Linked DNA regions of Homo sapiens: all the other regions are linked to region 2. A link is an interaction called in ENCODE POLR2A ChIA-PET data of the cell type or tissue named here. Cell type or tissue: MCF 10A. All regions are shown on one strand. Each heading gives the region's core, and the rest is flanking DNA. Links, peaks and the distances in the headings are about the cores only.

Evidence for each region. ChIA-PET counts read pairs that join two places held together with the same protein. Peaks named below come from ENCODE experiments on the same cell type or tissue, not always from the same donor. Only the 100,000 strongest peaks of a DNase experiment are listed, where the experiment ranks them.
Region 1: POLR2A ChIA-PET joins it to region 2 with 95 read pairs; 6 of 35 experiments call an interaction of 5 or more read pairs at or near these places.
Region 3: POLR2A ChIA-PET joins it to region 2 with 17 read pairs; 6 of 35 experiments call an interaction of 5 or more read pairs at or near these places.

The regions. Positions count from the first base shown.
Region 1 is chr3:183,282,202-183,288,967 of GRCh38, reverse strand. All of the region lies in intron 14 of MCF2L2 (MCF.2 cell line derived transforming sequence-like 2), which reads left to right. It overlaps LOC107986160 (a long non-coding RNA gene), which reads right to left and starts at 2,912. Exons shown (of 3, transcript XR_001741040.3): 1 at 2,762-2,912; 2 at 1,100-1,363. RefSeq lists enhancers at 2,677-2,736, 2,747-2,956, 2,444-3,643. In MCF 10A, for the core only: no CTCF peak of the experiment used is centred there; DNase peaks (open chromatin) are centred at 1,247, 1,557 and 2,977.
Region 2 is chr3:183,367,711-183,375,722 of GRCh38, reverse strand. The region is part of intron 3 of MCF2L2 (MCF.2 cell line derived transforming sequence-like 2); the gene reads left to right. Among named protein-coding and RNA genes, the nearest start is that of MCF2L2, 57 kb to the left of the region's middle. In MCF 10A, for the core only: no CTCF peak of the experiment used is centred there; DNase peaks (open chromatin) are centred at 4,342, 4,722, 5,072, 5,892 and 1 weaker place.
Region 3 is chr3:183,262,317-183,269,082 of GRCh38, reverse strand. All of the region lies in intron 15 of MCF2L2 (MCF.2 cell line derived transforming sequence-like 2), which reads left to right. All of the region lies in intron 1 of B3GNT5 (UDP-GlcNAc:betaGal beta-1,3-N-acetylglucosaminyltransferase 5), which reads right to left. Among named protein-coding and RNA genes, the nearest start is that of B3GNT5, 12 kb to the right of the region's middle. RefSeq lists enhancers at 2,155-3,354, 5,277-5,981. In MCF 10A, for the core only: no CTCF peak of the experiment used is centred there; a DNase peak (open chromatin) is centred at 2,922.

The sequences.
Region 1 (6,766 bases), core at 269-5,268, 85 kb after region 2:
TTTTTTTCTTTTCATCCTTTTCTTTCTTCTTAACGGCAGCTAGAAGTGAAAGCTATTTGGTCATGTATGTGATTATTGGTAGATACTGTTGTAGTAAAAGAAAAATCATTTTATTTATTTCTGTAATCTGCCTTCATATTTAAAATTGGCAGAACAGTGTATGGTTCATGTATAAAAAGAGCATGACAGGCCGGGCGCGGTGGTTCACGCCTGTAATCCCAGCACTTTGGGAGGCCGAGGTGGGAAGATCACGAGGTCAGGAGTTTGAGACCAGTCTGGCTAGCATGGTGAAACCTTGTCTCTACTAAAAATACAAAAATTAGATGGGCGTGGTGGCAGATGCCTGTAATCCCAGCTACTCAGGAGGCTGAGGCAGGAAAATTGCTTGAAACTGGAAGTTGGAGGTTACAGTGAGCAGAGACTGTGCCACTGTACTCCAGCCTGGGCAACAGAGCGAAACTATGTCTCAAAAAAAAAAAAAAAAAAGAGCATGACAAAATTGCACAGAGCTGCACACACACATGCACACACACAAGTGCGTGAATAACTGGTGAACCCTGAATAGGCTCTGTGGATTGTGCCAGTGTCAATTTCTTAGATGTTAACATTGGATGAGGTTTGGAGAAAGGGGACATGAGACTTTCCATTTCTTTGCAACCTCATGTGACTTAATATAATTATTTCAAAATAGAAGTTTAAAAAAAGCATAAGGTTTGGAATCAGGCAGATCTGGGTTTAAGCAACATAACCTCTTGAAACCTCAGTTTCTTGCTTGTACAAATGGGTATAACAACAGCTACCTCCTGAAAATATTTTGAGCACAAAATGAAAATTTGAAAATTGCTAAGCACTGTATAATTTTAAAGTAACATATATTTAGAAACTGAAGTGTATTTAATTGTGAATTGTGAATATAAGTTGCTGTATAGCAGCCCCCGAAGGGGTTCCCTTTCCCCTGCCTCACTAAAATTTAAATATTTGACTGGCTGAATGGTTCTGAAACCAGAGGCCATGGGCTCAAATGAACTTCAGCAACATTTATGATCCATCATCAATCCCCAAAGTATCTGAATATGAACCCCAGAGGAACTCCACTGACCTTGAAAGAGTCCGGAAGAAAGTGAGTTTTAGGCTTTTCTTCTTGGAGGCAGAAACAGAGTGGGAACGAGGGTTCTCAGCAGACTTTTCTTAGAGAGAGAGAAAGCTGCGTCCGTTTGCCAATTTGTTTAGTCATCCTGTATTCTGGGCAGATTAGGACGTAGCCACCGCTGTCCATAAATCCCTCCTGGTTGGAGGAATTGCATCACCATGTTTTCTCAAGTTAGGAAACTGTATGAAATTTCATACTGTCCTGATCAGCCACCTAAAAAAGTAAATAGCAATTTTTAAAAATAGATTCACCTGATTTAACACCCAGGAGGTCTGTGGAATCATTGAGTAATATTAAAAGGGTTTCATTGTGGTCCTCTTCAAAAGTGAACATCAGCCTATCCATTTCTGCACCCTGGACTTCTGGGAGAATGTCATCTCTGAAGGTGAGGACTGTGTCACATGATCACAGCTCAGATTTGGCCCCTGAGCTCATATGCTGCTGCCTTGACTCACGCCGTGATGTGAACTCACTTCCTATCTCTACGACCTACTTTGCCCATCTTCAGACAACATGTTTATGACCTGTACACTATAAAAATGCTACGGGAGTTTTAAGCATATGGAAGTTCTCATATAAAGGAATCCAAATTAGAGTGATTTATTTCAATAATTGTGAACAGTAAACAAGTGCTATTTTTTTGTTGTTGTTGTAAAAGAGAAACATAGACAGTGTAGGAGCAGCGGTGGGGATAGAATCAGAGGCCTGTAGGTGTGGAAAGTGTTGAGTAGAATCCAAGAAGCCCTAGTCACCCAACTTTTGGTTTCTTCCTTCTTTTGCCATGTTGTTTATTTAATTCAGACTCCAAACCCATCCTGTTAAGTTGCCATCTCCCTCTGTATTTAGGCAACTCACCAAACAGTATGGGTACTGTTAAACAAGCACAAGTCCATGTTACAATCATCCTTCTGTGCTTCAGTTGTTTTCTTCCTTATTGTTGATTTGTTTGCGTATTTAATGAAAAGCTTCTCCCACAACAGTGTATGTTAACAGTCAAGGTGGTGGAGGAAGCAGAGTAGGAACAGAGGCTGGTCAGATTTCTGCTTAGAAAGACCAAGGCTTTGGGAGGAAATGTAAGCAGAATCCATAAAGTCATGAACAACATGAGCAGGAAGAAAGTGGATTTGTGCACTAAATCCCCAAATCCTAGACTTGGGAATGAATTTAGGACCAATAAATGCAATTAGTGTTTCACACATTGTGTATTATAACCAGGGAAATTGTTATTCCAAAATATGTAAGAAAACTAGTAAGAAAAAGATAGGTTCAAAAAAAAGGTTTAGATTCATGTCTGTGTGGATCATGGATTATTAAAAGGGGGACAAATCAATTGACTAACATCAACAATAATCATTGCAGCTTGTGTTTAGTGGCCACTGTCCGAGAGAGATGGCCAGGTTGCATTGAGCATGCATCTAGCTCTGGGTGGCGATTCTGACATCCTTTTGGCCTTAGGTCTAGAACTCAAAGATGAAATGAAACCCAGCCAGTCTAGTAGAGTGAATCATAGCATTGTGATAAATGCCACCCCTTTGCCCTTGAGAGTAAATATACCGAGAAAAAAAATAGCTGTGAACCAAAACCATCTATAATACAGTCACTGATACTCACCACCTACAGCTAAAATTATGACATGGTTTGATCATGATCAGAGAAATCATTTCCTTTTCTGGAGGGGTGATCCTTGCCATGCTGGTTCTGGGGAGCTTGAGAAGCTAAACTTGACAGGGCAGCTGAGACTCTTCCGGGGCCATCTGGCAAGGGTGATGCCCTGCACTTGGCTCACTGACGTCATCTGGGAAAGCCCGGTGGTGGAAGCGATTCGCTGTGCTTGTTGGCAATAGTGATGTGACTATTTCCTGTTCTTCACTGGCTGAAAGGTGAAAGCATGACTCACGGGAACTGCTTTCCCCGGGCTGCCAACATCACAGCCTTTTTGTAAGCTGGAAATAAGTCAGAGGCTGACAATTTCTTTTTCCTAAATGTGGACCTACAGAATTAAGAAAGAGCTAGCAGTGTTCCTTTGGTGCCTGTTAAAGTTATTTAAAGGAGCAGAAGCCTATTCTGTGCTCCCAGAAGATGAAAAAAAAGAAAAAATAAAGTAACAAAAGCCTTTTCAGGATTCTGAGCAAAGAGCCTCCTAAATTAAAAAAATAAATAAATAAAAGTTTTTGAATGCAGGGGCTGGAAGGGAATGGAGAGGTGAGTGAAGGGTTGCTATCACTGGCTGAAGGCCAGACATTGTACTGGGTGCTGTGTGTACCTGAGTCCATCCCTAGTCCTCAGAACCTTGTGAGGATGATGTTTTCCGTTTTATCAGCAGTGCCATGAGACTCAGAGGTTGAGTTTCCCCAAGGGTCATACAACTAGTAAATGTTGGAGCTGGGATTTGAAACTAGCTGTTTACTAATCTGGCAGCTTACTTAACTACCTAACTTATCTATCTGATTATTTATTAATACTTAATGTACCCAACCAGCAGCTTATTTAATCTCTTGTGCCCTAAATGTCCTTTTCTGCCAAATGGTGATAAATCATAGCAATTTCACAGGTGGCTGATTAAATGAGAAATGTGTGGAAGCAGCTAGCACTGTACCTGACACCTAGCAGGATCTTGGTGAATTTTAGTTCCTCATTTAATCCTGTGTTTAGAGACAGAATTGTCAGTGTGAAAGATGAAAGAAGGTCAGATTCAGGTCTTATACAGAATTATCCTATTGTTGAATATGTACCTTACTGCCAAATGATAACAGATCAGGGGGCAAGTTCAGTTCCTTGTCTTCTCATTACTTTGACTCCCAAAAGTTTTATTAATATTTCTGATTCTCAACAAGAAAACTATTTGAATATAAACACACTTCAATGCTTGCCTTCTGTGATATTTGAAGTCTAGTCAGTGTCAGAGCTAATGGGAGATTCAGGGACGCCACCAAATCCTGGGGTGGCCCTCAGCCAAGTTCTCTGAAGTTTCCAGAACAAAGATTCTCATGGTTTCTTGTGTACCAGAGCTCTGAGAAGGTTATGAATTATGCAGATTCCCAGGGCCCCACTCTCTGAGATTCTAATTAGGGAGGTGTAGGGTCGGGTCCTGGAATCTAAATTTTTTTTTTTTTTTGGAGACAGAGTCTCACTTTGTTGCCCAAGCTGGAGTGCCATGGAGTGATCTCAGCTCACTGCAACTTCCGCCTCCCAGGTTCAAGTGATTCTCCTGCCTTAGCCTCTAGAGTAGCTGGGATTACAGGTGCCTGTCACCATGCCTGGCTAATTTTTGTATTTCTAGTAGAGACAGGGTTTCACCATGTTGCCCAGGCTGGTCTCGAACTCCTGACCTCAGGTGACCCACCTGGCTCAGCCTCCCAAAGTGCTGGGATTACAGGCGTGAGTCACCACACTCAGAATCTGAATTTTTAACTTACACGTTTGGTGACAAGAATGCAGGTGGTATAAAGATCTCACTCTTTGTAACATTGTCCTAGAGGTTACATTTATAGGTCATGAGGACTTGGGATAAAGGAGAACTCATTAAGTTGGATCTGGATTTCTCAGGCTAGTATAGGGTCTAAAGTTGAGAGGAGTGAGGTGGTGATTACATTAATCTATGAGAATGTATTTTTGTTGAGGGAGCTGAATAAGATAAAAGAGAGAATAACATTAAGATCAACGTTGGCCTTGCTCTTTCACCAATAAAGAAATGACATCACTAAAATATTTGGTGTGTTCAACTGGGTACATGGCTTATTCAGCTCAATTTAATATATACTAAGGCAATTGCTGTGAGTCATATGAAAATGATTGTATCATCAGGCCTAAACTCAGGAAACTTGAAACTTTCATGGGGGAAACAACATATTTCTAATAATTTATAATATAAAGCAGAATGACGTTTCTACAGTAAAAGGAATATATAATGTGGTAGAGAAAGTAATTCCTCACAAGGACATCAAGGATGGCTTTCAAAGGAGGTGGCATTTGAATTCAACTCTAAAGAATAAATAAGGCTGGTCGTGGTGGCTCACACCTGTAATCCCAGCACTTTGGGAGGCTGAGGTGGGTGGATCACCTGAGTTCAGGAGTTCAAGACCAGACTGACCAACATGGTGAAACCTCGTCTCTACTAAAAATACAAAAATTAGCTGGGCATGGTGGCGGGCACCTGTAATCCCAGCTACTCAGGAGGCTGAGGCAGGAGAATCACTTGAACCTGGGAGGCAGAGGGTGCAGTGAGCCAAGATGGTGCCACTGCTCTCCAGCCTGGGTGACAGAGTGAGACTCCATCTAAAAAAAAAAAAAGAATAAATAGAACTCTGAAAGGTGGGTAAGACACTGAAGGGCATTCCAGAATGAGGAAGGGTATAACATCTCAGAGGTCTAAAGGGCCTAGGCTATCCTGGGAATGGCTCAAGAATGCTGGGAAGGTAGATGAGAGACAGTTTACTGAGGCTTTGGTTGAGGAATGTTGACAGGAGGAGGAGGGCACCTGTGTATTACGAAGCTGACTCTGGTAGACAGTAAAGAGCAGGTTAGATGAAGGCAGGCAGGCTGACCAGCCGCTGGCAGTTGTCACAGTCAGCTGAGACATCAGTGGTGAGAGCTTACTAATAGCTATGGCAAAAAGAGGTGAGCAGAAATCATACCCATTGACTGAAACGTTCTCCCTAGTGGCTAGAACACGACTATCAGAGAAAATGTGTAGAATGAAGGAGGGGATCAAGGCAGAGAAGGTAGGGGGAGGAAGCATGATACCAAAGATAGTTTTGACGTTTCCATCTTGGATTCCTCATGGGATGAATTTGTTGGCCCGATAAAGTACTTAGGAAGAACATAAGAAGTAAAGGCTTATGACAGCTGAGTCCAGGTTGTGGGGGGTCTCATAGATTGTTAAGAGCACCTATACCCTCTGTCAGTTGGGGCTAATGCTGCCCCAGAGGCTGCAGCCCTGCCCACACCATTGATGCTACGATAGTCAACCCACTGGCCTTGTAGCTGTGTGGCAATTATTTGTAAACTAGCTTTGGGACCAAATTTGCTTGGACAAAGACTGGCCTAATAAAGTACTTTTCTGATTTGTGATTTTATTTATGGGTTAAGATTTACAGACATAAAAATTGTTACAATGAAATTTATCCATGGAGCTTAAAATCAGATGAAACCAAACAGCCTGAGAAGATTCAAAGATGTACGGGCAGCTTCCTTTCAGTGTCCTTGGCACACTTACTGCCTTTACATTTTCTTGGTTCGGGAATGGGAAAGAGTTATCACATAACATGTTTCTCACTTCCTGATATTTTAAACAGAATTACATATTTGCAAATTTATTAAAACATTTGCAGTCAGCTTTATAAGAAGATGTTTTTCCTGTAAACAAACTATTGCCAATAGCGTTTAGAGTATTAGTCCAGACGATGAGGTCAGGAGATCGAGACCATCCTGGCTAACATGGTGAAACCCCGTCTCTACTAAAAATACAAAAAATTAGCTGGGCGTGGTGGCGGGTGCCTGTAGTCCCAGCTACTCGGGAGGCTGAGGCAGGAGAATGGCATGAACCAGGGAGGCAGAGCTTGCAGTGAGCTGAGATTGCACCACTGTACCACAGCCTGGGCGACAGCACAAGACTCT
Region 2 (8,012 bases), core at 1,605-6,604:
GCAGGATACTTGGGGTTGGGAAATGCTATCTTTGTGCCTGAAATTAATTAGGATCTCGCATTGTGAGTGGGTTGGGCAGGTACAGAAAGGCTTCCCACAGTAATTCATTCTTCAGCAGACCTCTATGAGAGCCCACAGCATGTAGGGTGCGGTGTACGATGCTGTAAAGGACTGAAAAACCTCAAGACGATGTCTCAGACCGCAGGAAACTCATTACATGACTCTGTTATCAATATCTTTTGTGAAATATGTAAACAAAGTGCTATAGGAGCTCAGAAAACAGAAAGTCACTTCGACAGGAAAAAAAGGGAAAACTTCAGGAAAAAAGGGGGTTTCAATCCAGACCTGTAAGAGAGGGTTCTTGGATCTTATGTGGGAAAGAAGTCAAGGAGAGTCACAAAATGCAGTGAAAGAAGCAAGCTTATTAGAAACTACTGTTACAGAGTAGGGTGCCCTCAGAAAGCAAAAGGAGGAACGCATTGACTTTAAGTTTTTCTTATATAGGGATCTTGTCTATATAAAGATTAAACTAAGCTGTGCCTATGTGCGGATGGGCAGACAGTGTGACAAAACTTATTATTCTATTGATTTAAAGAAAACTATCCTTGACATTTTAGTGTGTGAGAACATCAAAGCATAACTATAATTTTTTGAAAACATATATTGTTATGGTATTGGGACATCTGGACTTTCTGTTGTTGTAGTATCCTTAGGCTGTTTTCTCAACCATAAACATCTTATGACCATGGGTCCTGGTTGGCAAGGAATGTGCCTTGTTACTCTCAAGATGGAGCTGAACTTAAAATTGTGTCACTTTCACTCTCCTAGGCTCCTGCCTCCCTAACAAAATGTCCTTGAGGGGATGGTACAGTTGCTACAGATAGATACAGAAGGGAGCATTCCAGAGAGAGAAAAGGATAGTGTTGAAGAGCTTTGAACACAGCCCAAACCTGGATTGAAATCCAGATCCTATTGCTCACTAGCTAGGTGGTCTGGGGCAAATGACATGGCTTCTATTTTTTCTTTCTTTCTTTCTTTCTTTTTTTTTTTTTTTGAGACGGAGTTTCGTGCTTGTCGCCCAGACTGGAGTGCGGCAGGGCAATCTCAGCTCACTGCAACCTCCGCCTCTCGGGTTGAAGTGATTCTCCTACCTCAACCTCCCGAGTAGCTGGGATTACAGACACGCACCACCACGCCCAGCTAATTTTTGTATTTTTAGGAGAGACGGAGTTTCACCATGTTGGCCAGGATGGTCTCAATCTCTTGACCTTGTGATCCGCCCGCCTCAGCCTCCCGAAGTGCTGGGATTACAGGCGTGAGCCACTGCGCCCAGCTGACCTGGCTTCTATTTCTATCTAACGCAGGGTCTGAAGTTTTCAACAGAGCATATTTGGGGAATTACAGAGCATCCCAGTTCACCAGAACAGAGTGAGGCTGCTTTTCAGACAGTATTGAGAAACGAGGGCTGGAAAAAGTTGGAAACAGATTGGGCAAGGCCTTTACCCCCAAGTTAAGGAGTTGAGGCACAGTGAGCAGGAAGAGGCCATTTTCCTGCAAGAGGGTTTGAGGAGCAGAGTGAGGAGCAGATTGATCTGGTGGTGGTGTGTAGGATGGATTGGAGAGAGCAGGAAAGGGAGGCAGGGAGACCAATTAGGGGATTCTACACTGAGACAGGTGCAAAACGAAGAGGGATGATGGCATGAGAACTGGATAGGAAGGGATGGACAAGAAGACAGGCACTGGGGACTGGTGGAGGTCGGGAAGGAGGAAGAGGGAGAAGCTACGGAAGACGCTTGGTTTTAGGAGCCTTACAATTATCTCGTATTACTCTAAGTCTGGTGTGTGGAGTATTCTGTGTGGAATTCAGGCCTCATTTTGGGTTTGATGGTCTCATCGTGATTTATTTTAAAACTTTTTCTAATCAAAGCCATGCTAAGACAATGGTTCTCGACCTCAACTGCATTTTAGGATTGCCTAGGGAGATTTTAATTCCCAATGTCCAGACTATAATTCAGATGAATTACATCAGGATTTCTCGGGGTGAAACCTGGATTTTCAGCGGTGTCTAAATCTCACCGGTGATCCCCATGTGCAGCCAGGGATGAGAGTGTCTGTGCTAGGAGCGGATAGGGAGAAGCTATGGTGAGACAGAACAGACATTTGAGGGGTGTGAAGAAGAAAACCTGGAATCCGACTTAGCTTTTGGATAAAGTGAGGTGGCAGTGAATGTGCAGAAATTGAAAGTTGGAGGGAGGGCTGTTCCCACGTCCTTTACTTTTGCTATCACAGTTCTGTATTTCTTTCCTTAAAATCAATATATAAAAAGATTCAATTTCTTGAGCTTCCTTGACCCTGGAATTTCTTTGTGAATTATGTATAGTACTGTACATAAGGAACTATTGAATTACAAACCTTCCCACATGAATCTTATGGTATTAAAATAAATAAATATTCAAAAATACACAGAAATCATTACCACATCTCTATTCTGTTTCCAAAAACAGCTGAGGGCCAGTTTTAGCCCATCAGGTGCCGTCTGCTATATAAATTGTACTACTAGTGGTTTTCACAGTCCAGCTTATAACAATAGCACAATAAATCCTAGTGGTCACTTTCTCAGAATGTAAGATATCGTCATTTAAAACATGTCACCTGTGGCTACAGAGTAGAGCCAGATGGTCTGAAAAGACATTAGTAAAATATTCTGAGCCACAGAGATGGAGCTGAACTTGGGTCACCCTCAGTCTCCTAGGCTCCTGCCTCCCTAACAAAATGTCCTTGAAGAATGGGACAGTTTAACTGCGTTTCAATCATAGTTGTTGGTCCTACAAATCAACATTTGTATAACTAAGCATGGATATTTATCACTGTGTTTCTCTACTTAGTTTCCTTATTTTAACTTCCAGTTCTGGGTTCATTATTAGAAACGGATTGGAGAAAGTACTTTTATTAGATGGTACAAGAGCAGTATTTCATATCAATGGTTAATTTTGTTATTGTTTCTATTTCTTTCTTTCTTTCTTTCTTTTTTGAGACCGAGTCTCATTCTGTTGCCCAGGCTGGAGTGCAGTGGCGCAATCTCGGCTCACTGCAACCTCCGCCTCCCAGGTTCAAGTGATTCTCCTGCCTCAGCCTCCTGAGTAGCTGAGACTACAGGCACGTGACACCATGCCCGGTTAATTTTTGTATTTTTAGTAGAGACGGGGTTTCACCATGTTGGCCAGGCTGGGATTGTTTCTATTTCTAAAGGACTTTTCTATACGGAATCTGTTGAGGGACCTATTTAAGTTAGAGTAATTTTTCTACATTCATTTTCCTCACATACAGTGTGATGAATAGTCTTTGGTGTTCGTTGTGTCCTCTTTTTATGATAAGTGGCCTAAAATGGGGTCTGATATTAGTACTCTAGGAAGGAATAGGAGAAGAATAGTGTTATTATTTGGCCTGTGAATTGTGATGAGACTTACTCCTTTGTATTGAAAGACTCAGTGGGATTATAATAACTACTCAGCTTTAGAAACCAGCCTCGTCAGAGAAGTGAGTGCAATCTGGGCCTCTTACTATTATGAAGTGTGAAGGGAAAATAAATCTCAGGACCCCCAAATCATTAAGCCAAAGGGTAGTGAAGCTGGGAAGTGCATCAGACAAACCTGCCTCCCATTTTATTCCTAAAGAAGATAGCTACAAAGATAAAAAAAAAAAAACGATATACCTCCCTAAAGATAAAAAATACTATATACCTCCCTCACAATTTGCCCACAAGGAATTCCTCGTGGAAAAAAGACGGACAGTACTCAGAGTTATCCCTCTGCCCCTGTGAAACAAACGCCTATCTGATTGCTTCCTCTGCCCTCCTGTTTCACTAAGCCAAACTGAGGCATAAGTGACTATTCCTCTACCCTCTTCTCACATGTAAATTGTGTATTGTGTAAAAGGCTAATCAGAGGCCGGGTGCGGTGGCTTACACCTGTAATCTCAGCACTTTGGGAGGCTGAGGAGGGTGAATCACTTGAGGTCAGGAGTTCAAGAACAGCCTGGCCAACATGGTGAAACCCCATCTCTACTTAAAAAAAAAAAAAAAAGAAAAATTATCTGGGCCTGGTGGCATAAGCCTGTAATCCCAGCTACTTGGGAGGCTGAGACAGGGGAATTGCTTGGACCCAGGAGGCGGAGGTTGCAGTGAGCTGAGATCACCCCACTGCACTACAGCCTGGGTGACACAGTGAGACTCCGTCTCAAAAAAAAAAAAAAAAAAAAGGCTTCTCAGAGACTCAAAAGACTGCAACCTTTTGTCTCTTATCTACCTATGAACTGGAAACCCCCCTCACCCGTGGAGTTGTCCTGCCTTTCCTGAATGACTAATGGACATCTTACGTGTATAGATTGATGTCTCACGTCTCCTTAAAATGTATAAGAGCAAGCTGTGCCTCCAGCACCTTGGGCACTTGTTGTCAAGACCTCCTGAGGCTGTGTCACAGGTGCGACCTTACCCATGGCAAAATAAACTTTCTAAACTGATTGAGACCTGTCTCAGATACTTTTGGGTTCACAGAAGGCAATGGAAAATACTGTTTTTCAAGTGTCTAAACAACATTAACGAGCAAAAGTGCTGCTTTGATGGAGTAGCTGGGGTGAGGTGTGGTTTTCGCTGGACTGGCTGTGGAACTGTGACTCAAAGGGTCAGGGAGATGAATTCATTCATCTGACTCATCAGGATGTACATCCAGAGTGTACAGTCACGAGTACAGAGTGTACTTGTCAATCCAGAGTGTACAGTCATGTGGGCAGCTGTGTTGCCCAAGGAGGGTAGATTTGCTTCAGAGCCCTCAGGGAGGATACCAGAGAGGCTAGATTTTGGGCACCCAACTGAGGCCTGAAATCAGAAGGCACTCCTTGGTTTTATTAAGAGTAAATGGTGGCACTGGCAAGTAAGTCTTACATGTCACGAGAATTTAAGTAAATTGTAGTAAAGGGCAGGAAACAAAGTTAATATGCCAGGCTCTTGTCCTTCTCTATTTAAAAACTAGGGGTCTGATGTTACTTCTTCCCAGTGGAATGACCTCATATGTGTATGATGGCTTTTCTTTGTTCATTTGCCTGGGTGATTGTTTTAGAATACCTCCTCACTGTTCTGCCTTTGCGTCATCTATTCTGTTTTGTTCAGATAGAAACCCACGTTCCATCTTTCGACATTTCAATTTAGATTGCTTCAGAAATTCAAAACACAACTTTTGCTTGAATTTATGAGTGCTAATGATTGTAAACATCTGGAATTTGGTCTTAGTGGAATTCTTGATGCATGATTTTTCTTCTTGGTCACTTGGCAAGCCAGAGACCCTGGGCCTTGCCCGATGCCCCACCCGGGCATTGCTCGGCCACACTACTGAGGCCCAGCTCACCTGTGTTATAGCTTGCATCCGCATCTGCTGGTTCCACACGACAGTGTAGAAGAACAATTAGGAAAGGGTAGGTATATGTAAAATACATGAGGGGTGGGGATCCATCACAGGAAAGCTCGACAAATGGGAAGACAAGTTCTCAATCCGGTCTGAGGATTTAACTTGTAGCTTGGCTTTCAGGCTTTAAACTATCTTCGGCTTGGAGAGGGGGTTTCACCGGGGACCTGCCCATATCTGCCTGGGCATTTGGCTGCCTCCTGCCACTCTCATGATCAATTATAAAGATGATAGCCACATACCATAACAAGCAGCCTCCTCTCCTATTTATTATGTGATATGGGTTGTTACAGTGAAGAATTGAGATGAAGTTGGAGAAGTTAGTGGGTGAGCGATTAGCTATAAAATTTGTGAATGTTGCCTTTTTAAAATCAAACTTTGGATGTAGAGTAGACAACTGTTTGCCACGCCCTTCAACATTTATTATGCAATCAAGAAAGTTTTCCAAGACTATGAGCCAGAGAGGGCTTGACTTTTTACTATTTATTTACTATTGTCAACTAAAGAATGAGGAGGTTCATAAATTTGGAAAGGAGAGCTTTATTTCTCATAAAGAGTTCCAACCTGCAGGGTGACCATTCTGACAGGCTGGGAAGCATAGCCTCCTGCCAGAAGCTGGAAATGGACTCTTCAAGAGAGGGTCTAGAGGGAACAGGAATTTATGTTGAGCAGGGTGGCCAAATATACTTCAGTAAGCTATAGGAAGAGTCTGAATATTTATACAAGGAGAAACGTGCACACACACAATTGAGCTTCTTGCCCCTTCATGGGTCTCATGTACAAAAAAATGGCAGCATTAGCATGATCTGAGGGTGGAATATTTGGCCCTCTGATGTCAAAAAGGGAAGCAGAAGACATGAAAACCCTTACTGCACATTCTCCATAGACTGGCCAGAACCACTCTGTGATCAGTGGCCTCTTATCAGGCAAAAAAGGAGAAGCAGTGTTGGGTGGTTGGTTAATATCAGTGGTAGAGTCTTTTGAAAGGGCTGGTTTCTGTGAAAGCCTTAGGGAAGAAAGCCTAATTGTGGTTAGCAAGGGAGGGGGATAACGAGGCGTGTAAGACTGCTCATTCCATCATGGCCTAGAACTCGGTTTTCAAGGTTATTCTGAAGTTCCCTTGGCTAAGAGATGGTCCATTCGGTCAGTTGGGGGACTTAGAATTTTATTTTCAGCTTACACTATTTATTAAGTGACTTTTTACTATTATTTACTATTCTATTGTGTCAAGAATATGGGGAAGGATTCTAGTACCACTGCCAGAATTAGTCCACACACTTCTTAAAGGATTCTAAGCATTTGCACAAATACCTTTCTGATTGAATAATCTTTATGAATTTCATGGGTTCATAAAGATTATCATCCTCACGGAGATGATAAACATGGCATCAAATTTAGTAATGATGTACATTCAGTATTATCAATCAGAGTAGTCCAGGTCAGAGGTCGGCCAACTTTTTCTGTAAAGAACCAGAGAGGAAAAATATTTTAGGCTTTTGTTTTGTTTTGTTTGTTTGCTCTGTCGCCCAGGCTGGAGTGCAGTGGCACAATCTCGGCTCACTGCAACCTCTGCCTCTTGGGTTCAAGCAGTTCTCCTGCCTCAGCCTCCTGAGTAGCTGGGATTACAGCCACCTGCCACCACGCCTGGCTAATTTTTGTATTTTTAGTAGAGATGGAGTTTCACCATGTTGGCCAGGCTGGTCTCGAACTCCTGACCTCGAGTGATTTGCCCGCCTCGGCCTCCCAAAGTGCTGGGATTACAGGTGTGAACCACTGCACCAGGCCTATTTTAGGCTTTTTGAGCCATAGTGCCTCTACCTCAACTACTGAACCCTACTGTTGTAGCTCAAAAGCAACCATAGACAATACTTAAATTGGCTGTGTTCCAATTAAACTTTATTTACAAAGATGAGAGTGGGGTGGATTTGGCAGATGGATGGTAGTTTGTTGGCCAGTGGTCTAGATTAGTGGTTCTCATGCATTAGGACACAACAGAATCACTTGGAGGACTTTTTAAGACACAAATTGCTGGTCCCAACCTAAGATTTCTGATTCAGTAAGTCTAGGGGTAGGGCCAAATAATTTGCATTTCAAACAAGTTCCCAAGAGATGCTGATGCTGCTGGTCTGGGGAACACACTTTTTGAACTGCTGGTCTAGTCCAAGCTCATTTACAGAGGTGGATATTAAGACTATGAAGAAAGAACTTGGGTAAACTCACAAGCTGGTAAAGGAAAAACTTAGGGCTTGATTAGGATTTAGATTTTCTGGCCCCTGGCTCAGTGCTGTTCCACCATGTCATGCAGTTTTCAAATGATATAATGGTGGTTAGCTCCATGATACTAACATGCATATTTATGTCTGTATTTCTTGATTCATCGACTTTAGACAGTATCTTGTGTTTCTTTACTGTGAAAAATGAGTTTTGCGTATTATGATGCTTTCTCTCACCTCACTCTCTCTCATTCTCTCATTTTTGTTAGTTACATTGTTATTTTTAGATCACATACTGGTGATCTAATTGAAACAACATACTTAACTTCTTTTTGGTGATCCA
Region 3 (6,766 bases), core at 269-5,268, 110 kb after region 2:
AAAAATCCATTAAGGCTTGCCCCAGACAAGGCAGGAATAAGAGTAAGACTTCTTTTTTCTTTTTTTTTAAATTAAGGTTCATAATCAAGGAGTCACAGTTTGCTCCTTGAAAGCAAACTCTCAGTAATCAAAATTACTTTGTGAGCCCCAGATTTATACAGCCACCTTCTTTCTGTACTTTTTTATTTGGAAATGCAGCAGGCGCCTCAATGTAACATGTTCTAAACTGGGAAGCAACAGAATGTAGCCAACAAGCACTGCCTTTGTAGTCAGGCAATTTGAACACCAATGCCGCCTTAGCCACTTACGGTTTCTTGTACCATATCATGCGCAGAAATTTGACAAATTGGGGTAAGACCGTTTAACTCGAAGTCTTTATGCAAATTAAATGGGAATATACATGACAAATGAAGGGAAGTAGACAGATGATTACCTAGCACACTAGGGTACTCAAGTGTCATTTCTCACCCATTCTGTTATCTTCTCCCCTAAAACCTGCTGTTCCTGTTTCTCTTTACATGTGCCTAACTGCACTTCTTTCATCTATGCCTGAAATCTGGAACCGCCCCCCCCATTTTCTCCACTTCCATTATTTAAATGTTTAATCCTGTGAATCACTTCTTCTAAATCTCTCTTCACCCCTTCATGTTATCATCACTTCTCACCCAGACTAGATGATCCCCTGGCCAGCCCACCTTCCACTTTACAGTCAGCGTGACCTTTGTAAAACTTGGATTTAACCACGAGACAAACTGAGCTCTTTTAACTCCTTCAGAGCCTCTCCATTAGTTAGTGACAAGATGAAGTCCAGCCTGGCCCACAGGACCCTTTAGGATCTGCCTCTCCAGCTGTTTGGTCCCATCATTTGACAATACCAAATTATTGGCTGAAAGCACAGTCACACTTGCCATTTCATATGCCCTGGTCTTTACACCAGCAGTCCTGTGGCCTGGCTACCTTCCTCCCTTGCTAATATGAAGTCTACAGACATCCTTCTCTGGGAAGCCTGAATTGGGATCAACCCATTCCCTGAAAGATGCTTCTCATCTCATCTGTATTGCCCCAGCACCTTCTTATACCCCATACAGAGACTTTTTAGGCACGATGTTGTGGACACCCTACACTCAGCATCCAGCTCAGTGTGTGACCCCTGGTAGGCATTCCCCAAATGTTGGTGCAAAGAACCATGCCGGGGGTGGAGCCACTGTTTACTCAAAGTGATGGTTACTGGGGAAGGATTGGAGGTCAGGACCCTAGCCAGGTGCCACCTCGGATGAGGTCCATGCCATGGCTGCTTACACCAGGTCCTCTCTTTTCCTCCACCACTGGGACGCAGCACCCTCCTTCCTCAAGAATTCTGTCCCCCGTGCTTACCACAGGTAAAACACTTCCTTGGATGGAAAGGTAGGCTCTCTTCCTCGGGGGTGGTACATTAGTTTCCTGGGCTTTGGACAGGACTGACGGGGAGAGAGCCGTGTAGGCTGAGCCACATAGCAAGCCCCAGGGCAAAGGCCCTGCTTTGTGCCCAGAGATCTGTTCTCAAGTCCCCCCGCCGGTTGACCCCTGATAGAAAACCAACTGTACACACTGAGTGCCCTGCAGAATGGGCCTAGCCTCAGCTGTGACACCTCCATCCCCACTTCAGAGCTTTCGGATCCAGCTATATTTCCCACCCCCATGATCACTCCACATCAGGGTGGAGGCAAAGGCCAGGTATGTAAAATGTCCAATGAGGACTAGAGATTAGAGCCAAGCCCCATTCAGACTTTGTCCAGAGATAATCAGTATAGGGCACACTTTATCGCCAAGGGCATTGATTTGAAAACTGCACGCACCACTTAGGAAGCCACAACCAGCATTTTTTTTTTTAAATACAGAGTGTACTGAGAGTAGTAAGAGCAAGAATCATTTTGTGAAACTTTTGGGTTTTCTGTGTGTGTGTGTTCAGGGGTGTAATGGGAAATGTGTTGCTGTGCTTTAATATCACAAAGGCTGAAGGCCGGCCATGGTGGCTCACGCCTGTAATCCTAGCGCTTTGGGAGGCCGAGGCAGGAGGATCACTTGAGGTCAGGAGTTTGAGACCAGCCTGGCAACATGGTGAAACCCCATCTCTATAAAAAATTCAAAAATTAGCCGGGTGTGGTGGTGCACACCTGTAATTCCAGCTTCTTGGGAGGCTGAGGCAGGAGAATCACTTGAATCAGGAAGGTGGAGGTTGCAATGAGCCGAGATCGTGCCACTGCACTCCAGCCTGGGTGACAGAATGAGATTCCATCTCAAAAAAAAAAAAAAGACTGAAACACTGCTCTAAGGAACAGATCAATATCAGTAATTTCCCCCTTTGGACAGGCTGGTCATTTCTGGACTGAATGCTCTAGAGGAAGGTGAGAAAGACGTCAGAAAATATCAGTTTCTGATGGTGGCATCTGCCTAAAATTTGCGAAATCACTTTCATTCAGGGGCCCACTTTCTCTCAGTTGCTCTCTCAGTCTTTCCACAGTGCTCATCCAGATAACAACCATCCTCTGAAGCCCCAAAACAAGGGCCCTCTGGCCTCCTCCACCATACATCTGGAAGGAACTGGAGGCTTAAAGCAAGGTAACAGAATTCTTGATGGCAGATTTTAAGCCAGCATACACATTTTTGAGAATTCTAGGAAAATTCTCAACTGAAAAGCATCTGCAGTTTCTACTCTAATTGACCCTGGGAAGGGAACAAAGAGGAAAGTAACCTTTGGAATCTCAGGGATCAAAGGGAAAACCAGCTGCCTATTCCTGAGCAGCTGTGCCCGGCAAGCTCCAATGCCAGCTTGCTTTGCACGTCCTACAGTTGTTTGCAAGTCTGAGCTTCTTGCTAGACTTTGTGCCCACAAGTCCAACTGCTCCCACACCCATTGTGCATCTATCTGACTCATTAAAGGTGCTAGTATCTCTCCAGTGAATCAGGCCTATTACTCACCAGGTTGGTGCATTGCTGCTGTTGCTTATATGGCTACTGTAAGCCGGCAGCTGGTTCAGAACCTTCATTTTGTCCCCACCCTCAACATGTACGTATTTATCTTATTTTCCTGTATTTTTTCAGCTGTTCCAAATTGACATCAACAAGTCAAAATGCTTTCTGAAAAATGACAAAAGACCTGTCACAAAGCCAACATCCCACGCTACTTATTTAGTTCAGCACAGCATGTGAAGCTGTAAAATGAGAATTCTCCCCCTCAGTAGTTTGAATTTTTTAGCCACCATTTACATAAATCACAACCAGATCTCACTGATAATACTGGAATGATAAGGGGAAGATTTAGGAAAGGTAAAACTCCTCAATACTTGAATGATAAGGGGAAGATTTAGGAAAAGTAAAACTCCTCATTTGTATTACACAGCTTCACTTGTATAACAAAAGAACATCTGAATTCCTCCAAATTGAACATAGTCACTAGGAGGCCTTTCCCAGCCTAAATCAAAAGCACTGCCCTCCCCCGGCCTGCGCCCGATCTAAATTGATCAATTACAAGTCAACACTGTTGCGCCCAGCTCCGGCTTTGCGGATGGAGACCACGCACATACAACTGGCGCTCACTCTTCTGGTTTCTTTCGGCGTCTTAAAGCTTCTCTAAAGCACAGCTTCCAGCTTTCCTATTCAGAGTGCAGGGGAGGGACCTAGGAAGAAGCCCACAAGCCTGCCGATCTGGTAGAAGAAAATGCTGGGCCTGGCAGGAAACAAAGCAAGCCCAATGCCGAATGCGCAGCTCAGCAACCATCCACAACAGACTGCTGTGGGTGCAGCTTCCTTTGTGTGCCTGCAGCACGGGTCAGTGGCCAATCAACAGACTAGAAACTCAAGGGTTACCCCTGTTTGGGGCCAGATTTATTGTGTAACCTTGGGCAACCCTCACCTCACTCTGATTCGGTGCTTTAATCTGCAAATCAGGGATGAATATCCATGTAATGTCACCGAGGGGCAGTAAAAATTATAAATGACTTCAGAGCCTGCTGAAAATAGGAAATAGAAAAAGCATGGGAGAGAAGAGGACAAAGAATTGCTTAGAAGAAAATATGCAGATATCTCAGATACAACCTGGGTTTGCTTCTATTTGGACTGAGAAGAAGGGACAGGTATTCTTAGTATTATCTTTTCTAATAGAGGTAGTCAGAAGAATAAAGAATAGAAGTAGGAACATCAGAAAAGAGGTGACAGATCCCAAATACTTTTCAGTCTAGGAGCCGTGCCCCTCAGTTACTCATAAGAATATTCTTTCACAAGAGAGCTCTTTAAACTTTTTGGGAAAAAACTAGTTAGAACACCCAAAGGCTACAAGTTTCCCTGCAATAATCCCTGATTGTTGTAAACCTTACCCCTGCTGTCAACTCATTTCTTTGTTGAGTCTACTTTTGTGATGCTGAGATAATATGTGAAACCTGCTATCCGTTTTGAAGTTTTAATCAAGATGGGGAGGTCCACACTTCTAAGTACAAGTTAAACAACCTCAGTCTCCAGTTGTTTCAATTAATCCTACAAGTATATGAGTATTTACTCTGCGGGTTCTTATACCAGACACAGTGGGAGATCATGAAGAAGTATTTTACAGTCTCCAATCTCAAAGCATTTACACTCTATTTGTGACAAGACTCGTAGTTCCCACATGAAAGCATAGTTCCCACAGACAACAATGGGCAAATCCTGGTAAGGTACAGTGTGTCTGCATGACACCAACCCCAGGCACAAGAGGGAAGTCTCTGGGACTAGTAGAGAAATCGGTGGGGGTTGGATTAGTCAGGATTTTAGGAGGGCCTGAGGACGACTAGGATTTAGGTGGCTGCAGGAGTAGGAACAATCTTTGTTTTAGACAAGAACTGTGTATGGCAGATAGAAGATTTGAAAGCAGAGAGGTGGGAACCTGCTTATGGAGAACCTTGAAAATCAGGTAGAGGAGTCTTAGGGGGGTACAGAAAGCAGCAGGAAGTCATAGAAATTTCTGGTTTTGTTTGTTATAGTAACTCCCTTGCTCAGTATTTATTAAGTTTGAGCAAGAGGGATTAAACTGGCTAATGGTGGTATGGGGTGAAATGCAGAATGCCTGAAGATCAGGACGCTGGTTTCTCAAGGGCTCACACTGATGCCGGATGAGGTGAGGAAGGCCTAGTCGAGGGTGGTGGAAATGGGGACGGAAGGAAGGCATAAAGAAGGCCCTTTCAAGAAAATCAAAGACCTAGCAGGACCTGATGAATGACCTGGGATGGCGAGTAAAGGAGGAAGAAGAGAAGTAAGAGCTAATTTCAAGCATTACCAACAAGGGAGGGAAAACTGGTTTCCTGAGTTAGGAGTGAAGGAGTATTTGATTTTAGACTCGCATTGAGTTCGAGGCGATGGAGAGACAAGAAGGTACAGATGTCCAGGGGGTAATAATCTAAGACGAGTTAGACAGGACTGGAGAGATCCAGGTGGGTACTCTGAGCATGAAGATGACTAATTTCATGAATGTGGATAAGCTCTCTAGGTGGAGAGACAGCAATGGGCCTGGAGGAAAAATAAACTCCGGAGAAGGAGAGAAAGGAGGAGTCAATGAAAAAAGGGCTCATTCATCAGAAAATTAAGATGGGGTTAACAAATGGGTAGAGTGGGTAAGCAGGACAAACAAGGCCCTGGTCTTGGAGCTCTAAGTGGGGAAGAGAGACATTGACCATATAGTTAGGGTTGTGCTGGGTGCTACAGGAGGGTCTAAAGATGGACCCTGCCCCACTTGGGGGCTGGTTTGAGGTTGGGGAGGGCAATTTCCAGGAAGAAAAGCAACAGTGAACTGTATTTCTGCATTTTATTCAGTAGACTTACACCACACTCAAGTCTAAGGACACCTTATGGTGTGTATACCATTTTGATCATGTGATCTCCCAACACTCAAGACACCTTATCAGCCAGGAAGTTGTTTACATGGCTTCACTGAGAACTGCATTTCTTCTGAGACCTCAAATTCCAGGATACTCACTCTATAGTACACTCACTCCTCAGCTGCAACTTCTAAATATTCATCGAGAACCTTCTGCCACCCCACCCTGCCCAGCAGTCTCCTGACCTTTCTTCCTCACACACCTCCCCCGTTTCAGATGCAGAATCATTGGACACCTTTGCCCTCCCACCCCAACAACCCCAGACCCCAGCGCCCTCCCATCTTCCTGTTCCTATGACACCTCCAGGGCTGCTGGGGAAATGGGACTTACCAGGCAGGCAGCGTCACCACAAATGGCACTATCTAGCTTTGAGCAGTTTTCAGTGCTACGTGACTGTTCCTGAACTTGTCCCGAACCTTCTCCCTTTCCCAGTCTCTTCAGCGGCCATGCTAAATCTCCCCCTCCCAGGCTCTGTCCCCCCCACCCTGAAGACTTCACCTCCTGTCTGCTTCCTAGAGAAAGGAGGAGACATCAGACACACCATCAGCTCCTCCTCCCCTTCTGGGCCGCCTCCTCATGGGCTCCCTAGTTCCCCAACACTCACCATTCCCTCTATAAAACATACTGATCGGGCCGGGACTAGGGGGAGACAAGGGAGCCACTTATTTTAGGTGCACAATTTAAGGGGGTACCAAAAACTCCGTAGTCAGTATAATATTTTGATGCAATATTTTTAAAAAATCAAAGTTACTGAAAAAAATCCACAGTGAACAAAATGTCAAAACGGTAAACCAAGACAGGCTCCAACCCTGCACTTATACAGCCCTGCCTCACCTGACTCCCCTAATCCCTGTCCTGCTGACTGGGGCCTGCTGGGGGCTGAA